Regions from separate parts of the Homo sapiens genome. Here region 1 is linked to region 2. A link is a contact called in ENCODE Hi-C or POLR2A ChIA-PET data. All regions are on one chromosome and are shown on one strand. The core of a region is the stretch at or near the end of the contact, and the rest is flanking DNA. Distances in the headings are between cores, read along the strand shown. Region 1 holds the start of CEP112 (centrosomal protein 112). Region 2 holds the start of TANC2 (tetratricopeptide repeat, ankyrin repeat and coiled-coil containing 2).

Region 1 (2,700 bases), core at 135-2,634, 3.2 Mb before region 2:
TTTCTTTTCATGTTTATTTAGACACCATTTGTCAAATTCATTTCATATTCTTTCAGCAATGCAGTTTATGATTCTAAAAATTGCATATATTTATTATGCACAACATTGTGAAATGACTAAGTCAAGCTAATTAACATAAGCGTTGCTTCACATACTTATTAATTTTGTGATGAGAACACTTAAGATGTACTCTTTTAGCAATTTTCAAGAACACAATACATTATCATTTACTATGGTCACCACGTTGTAAAATAGATCGCTTAGACTTATTCCTCCAATCTAACTTAAATTTTGTTTCCTTTGACCAATGTCCTCCTCCTCCTGAGGCTGGAGTAGGGTAGTTTATCTTTTTTTTTTTTTTTGAGTCTCGCTCTGTCGCCCAGGCTAGAGTGCAGTAGCGCAATCTCGGCTCACTGCAACCTTTGCTTCCCGGGTTCAAGCAATTCTCCTGCCTCAGCCTCCCGAGTAACTGGGATTACAGCCGTGTGCCACCACGCCTGGCTAATTTTTTGTATTTTTAGGAGAGACAGGGTTTCACCGTGTTAGCCCGGATGGTCTCGATCTCCTGACCTCCTGATCCGCCCACCTTGGCCTCCCAAAGTACTGGGATTACAGACGTGAGCCACCCCGCCCGGCCAGTTTATCTATCTTGAATGTATTAACTGACTGGTTAAATTCCTGCAATTGCATGCTTGATTTTGCATCCTTGATTCTCAGTACTAATTATCTGGATTATATATCATTCCCTAGTTATAAACATGTTCAAGTATGCTTTTGAAAACTAAACATTCTTAAAAGCATTCTGTACCCTTTATTTTCCTTAGCATGATTTGTCTTTGAGACAAGGAAGAGCTAGCTGTTGGTGTTTACTTCCAGTGAGATAGGTTTTAAAAAGAACCTTTTGAAGAATTTGACTTGGGTTTTGATATATCAGAGAGTGAGGAAATTTTCACTTGAGACCCATTCAACTCTGATGTCTGTCCACATAACGGATCACCCCTTTTGTGAACATCCTCCAGCCGCCCCATTTTCTGTGCCCTTATTTTTTCGCCACGGCCCCTAAGGTGATCATAAGCGACTCTGCGCGGGATGCGGGAGGGCAGCAGCATTCAAACTGTGGTCGGGTTATCCCGGAAGCTTCGACTGGGGACCCGCCAAGGGGCCCACAAGCTGGGGTGCGAGTCTGGCGGTTGCTGGGCCAGCAGGAGCGTCGCCATGGCAACGGGGCCGCGCGCACGCCGCCACCTGTGGGTGGAGAAATGCCCGCGCGGAAGTCTCCGCCCCCAGCCTGGGGCGCCGGTGGTCGCCGCCGCCGGGAACGTCGCCATGGCAACCGCACCGCAGGCTAGAGGGGTGGAGTAGGGGGCGGGGAAATGCGAGCGCGAAAGTCCCCGCCCCCGGGCTGCTGGGCGGCGGCGACCCAGCGGCCCGCAAGGATTTGAAACCGTTTGGCAGGGGCGGCGGTGGCGGCGGCGTTGGCGGCAGCGGCCGAGCGGAAAGCTTGCGTGTGGTGGTGCCAGGTTCTCGTTTTTTTCTGAATTTCCTTCCCCCGCCCCTCCCACCAGGTTCTTGAGTGGAATTTTGCGCCGGTGGCTGCCGCCCCGCCCTTGCGGGCCCGTTCGGGAAGGGGCGTCGCCCTCAGGCCCTGGGCCCGTTCTCCGGGCCTGGGGGGCGCGCGCCCCTGGGGTCCCGGCGCTGCCCGCTGTGGTGTCCCCGGCAGGCAGAGCGCGATCCAGGCCGGGACGACTTGGGAAAGTTCTAAGTAAAGTTTGATCAGCCGGTTTGATCGGTCTGACGTGGTCCAAGAGTCTGACCCAAGGGTTTGCGACTGGGAGAGGAAATCTGTGTCCTGGACAAGGTAGGAGCGCGGCCTGGGCCTGGGCCTCGGCGGGCCGAGGAAGGGACTGCCAGGAACGGCACCGCTGGAGTTTTCAATTCCGTCCCAGAAAAGAGTCTCAGAACAATCAGCTGGATTTGCGGGGACAGAACCAGGGCGCTGGTTGGTTTGCAGAAAGTCATAGGCCGCTTGGAGAGGCCCAAGCCCAGCACCGCCGCATGTAGGATGCTACCCTGTGTTTCTGAGTTAATTATTTTTAAGTGTTCAAGAGAACGACATAAGTAAATGTGAACAGCTTTTCTGATCATTGCACGGCTACTTTTATTTGTTTTTAATATTTTAAGATGAGTCAAAATAAGATAGAAAAGGCACATTAAATTCCATGAGCCTCTCCACAGTGGTCAGGCTGCAGCTTAGTGGAATGCATGGTATTAATAATTTGTGCAGTGTTCAGGCCCAGCTGTCACTGTCCACTAAGAACCTAGGTCAGTGACTTCACCTCACTTAAGCCTCAGCTTCCTTCTTCCTCTGTGAAATGACCATGGAAATGGTGCGGAAATGGTAGGGCCGGGCCAGAGAATAAACTGAGATTTGTTTCTAAAGCACACACTGAGCTACGGGTAGAGTCAGGGAAGGCTCTTGTCAAAACATCCACACGTGTAAGCCAGAGAAAACGTGCACCTCTAATCCTTTTTAATTTGTCGACGTTTCCAGTTTTCTTTAATGACCCACAATATATTTAAAATATGATTTGATTGAACAAAATGGGTTTTACACAACTTCCAAGAACGTTTGTTTTGTTTGGCAAGGAGTGTGATATGAATGAAGTGTATTCTTTGCTTGGCAGTTGTGACTCCTTTTTT
Region 2 (2,786 bases), core at 143-2,642:
CCTTTGCCTAATGATCTTTAACTCATAATTATGGTCAAGACGTTTGGGGTTTTGTTTGTTTCTTTTCCTGGAGAGGAGCAGAGAAGAGAGTGAAAGACACCCGAAACACCAAATCTTCTTCCTAATGTTAATTATCATTGTTTATGTTTTGTGAAGACCATTCTAAACATTCCACACCTGGAAATGAAGACTGGATACAATTGTACCAATGCTCTACACGCTGATGGCAAAACCTGGAATTATTTTAGCCCTATTTTTTCTTTCCAATCTCACAGCCAGACACAATTTGCTTTTTTTCTTTCACGTGGTTACTTTCTCTACCTCAAAAAAAATAGCTTATCATAGCTCCTCCCGATTTCCTATGGCAAAATATCTAGCAATGAGCCTTATTAATCTTTTATTATGCTACACCTCCTTTCCCAGAGGAATTATTAATATCGCTAATAACACTTCGACCATGAATTTCAACGCCACAGAGGCCAGCCCATCCTGTGCCTTACCTGGCACATTTCGCAACTACTTTTATGCTGCATTCTGGGGGCACATTTTGCAACTCGTTCTGCACCACATTCCCTGCCACGTTTAGCAATCCGCCTCGCATCTTATCCTTGGTCCCCGTCATCCAGAGACGCTCTAGGTACCAAATTCCATGACATCTTCGGTGACAGCCAAGTGGCGACCCCACACGCCTCTGAAGCCCGCCTTGGTGTCATATTCGGAGCCAGCCTTCCCCACGCCTTGGACACCGAGGCACTTCGCTGCCCATTTCGCCGTCTCCCCGCTCGCCCCCGCCCCTCTCCCCGGAGCCGAGGCTGTGGAGGCGAACGACCCTGTCACTGAAGCGACCTTTCCTCGCCCTGCTCCCCGGGCCCCTTACCTGCCGCTCTGAGGGGCTCTCTGCACCTCCGGGTCAAGCCCCAGTCCCCGGGGTCTCCTGTGAGGACCGCGCCGCCCGCCGGCGCCGCCCGCGATTCCCGGAGCACCTCGCAGTCCTCCAACGCCCCGCGGCGAGTCTGCACCCCGGAACGGCGCGGCGGGGCCTCGCAGCCGGCGAGCGCAGCCCGCGGCGGTGCTCCTGTCAGCGGCGGCTCGGGGGCCAGCTCTCGCCCCTCGGCTCGGCTCGGCGGCGGCGGGCGCCTCGCTCCGCCTAGCGCGCGGCACAGCCGGGAGGTGAGCGCGAGGGGGATGGGAATGGGGGCGGGGCCGCCCGAAGGAGGCGCGGAGGGCGGTGGCGGCGGGAGGGCAGCGCCAGCGGCCCTAGGCCGGGCGCTCGGAGCGCTCGCAGCTTCCCCCGCCGGGCGGGCGGCTCGCGCGAGGCGGCTGTGCCAGCGGGCCCCGCCGGAGCAGCGCGCCCAGCAACCCGCGCCCCGCCGGCCGCTCGCTAGCGCCGCCGCCGCGCTGGGGGCGTCGCACCCTCTGAGGCCGCCCGCAGCCCCGCCCCCTCCGGGCTGGGGTGGGGAGGGGCGCGAGCGCGGAGGGAGCGCGCGTGCGTGGGGGCGCGTGCGTGGTGGAGCGCGCGCGCCCCCGCCCCTTCCACAGTTTGGGGGTGGGGAACGGCTGGAAGAGGGAGTGGGGACGCAGCCCTCCTCCGCGCGGAGAGACGGGGCCCTGGCTCTGGCGCTCTGGGATGTCCTGGCATTTCTCGTATCCCCGGGGGGCTCGGACTTGTGGGTGGCATTTGGAGGGGCAGCAGGGAGGACGCTCGGTAACTGACAAGGCCCTACATAGTTGGGCTCCGCCCTCAGGGGTGATGTCACTCTCGAGGTGGCTGCTGCTGTCACGTGCGCCCATTTCAGGGCCTGTCCTCCTGCTTTGATGACCGGAATGCTCTCCTAGATCTCCCCCACTTCGGTCACCTCAGGCACATATCACTCTGAGAGTCCTCGAAGCCTACAAGTGTCAGTTATTCTTTCCCGGATTCTCAGTGGTAGTTTGTAGACGACTTCAAAAGGCCACGGTTGGCTGTGGGGAGAATCAGAATGAGAAAGAAAAACAAAACAACAGTGGGGTTTGTGGGGAGACCGAGACTGTTATTTAGAATAATGGCTGAAAATTCACCAACCACAGCTTGCAAACCTGAGGTAAAGTCGTGGCGCTGCTTCTGTCACTGCCAGGTTGACTAAGAAGTAGCGTGGTTTTAAGAGCTGGTCGACAAGGGCGGGAAAGCCACCACATTAATACCTCGTCGAACGATGTTAGGTCATATTTCACCCTCCACCTAGATCTTCTTCCCCTCTACTGTTTCCCTCCTATCATAAAACAGCAAGTCGGCTGTGGGAGGTATTTGGGACATAAACATCATCGCGTGCTGCAAGATGATGCGAAGCAATCACCGTTACCAACTCTGCCCGGCTCGCCTTCCCTTCCATAAACTGAGATGACCTTTCGTGGTCATCCAACTTCTTAATCAGATGACATGATTGGAAATAGATGCGCCAAATTACATCAATCAAGGAAGCTCTGTCTGTGGCGCTTCCAAGGTAGAGAGGTTTGTTTGATAACAGCACTTTAATCTGCCCCATCCTGTAGCACTTCATCCAGGAGTTTCTTCGATTTTCAAAAATTAGTATTAATTTCAGAACAATACAAGAAACTGGATATGAACATGTCCATCCAACAGCTCTTCTTTACAGTGAATGCTTGCAAAGTCAGAGCTAGAGCAGCTTTGAATAATACAGCTAACATGGCAAGGTGAAGGGCTGACATATGGAATCTTTTGGTGTTAACTCCAGAAAGTTAGATTAATCTAATGAAAACCCATCTACCTATGGTATTAGAGGCAAGGT

The links. Hi-C counts contacts between places; a loop is a spot of excess contacts on that map. ChIA-PET counts read pairs that join two places held with the same protein, here RNA polymerase II (POLR2A). Pooled maps may share reads with other maps.
Region 1: a loop to region 2 is called in a map of naive thymus-derived CD4-positive, alpha-beta T cell, with 10 times the contacts of the local background. The contact joins the promoter of CEP112 here to the promoter of TANC2 in region 2. A Hi-C loop is called at or near these places in 1 of 168 maps with a recorded cell type or tissue (naive thymus-derived CD4-positive, alpha-beta T cell) and 4 of 50 pooled maps. POLR2A ChIA-PET finds 5 or more read pairs at or near these places in 1 of 52 experiments (A673).

Annotation. Positions count from the first base shown.
Region 1 is chr17:66,190,817-66,193,516 of GRCh38, reverse strand. CEP112 (centrosomal protein 112) reads left to right here and starts at 1,384. Exons shown (of 27, transcript NM_001199165.4): 1 at 1,384-1,520.
Region 2 is chr17:62,964,841-62,967,626 of GRCh38, reverse strand. It overlaps TANC2 (tetratricopeptide repeat, ankyrin repeat and coiled-coil containing 2), which reads right to left and starts at 1,392. Exons shown (of 28, transcript NM_001394998.1): 1 at 878-1,392. RefSeq lists a silencer at 1,316-1,505.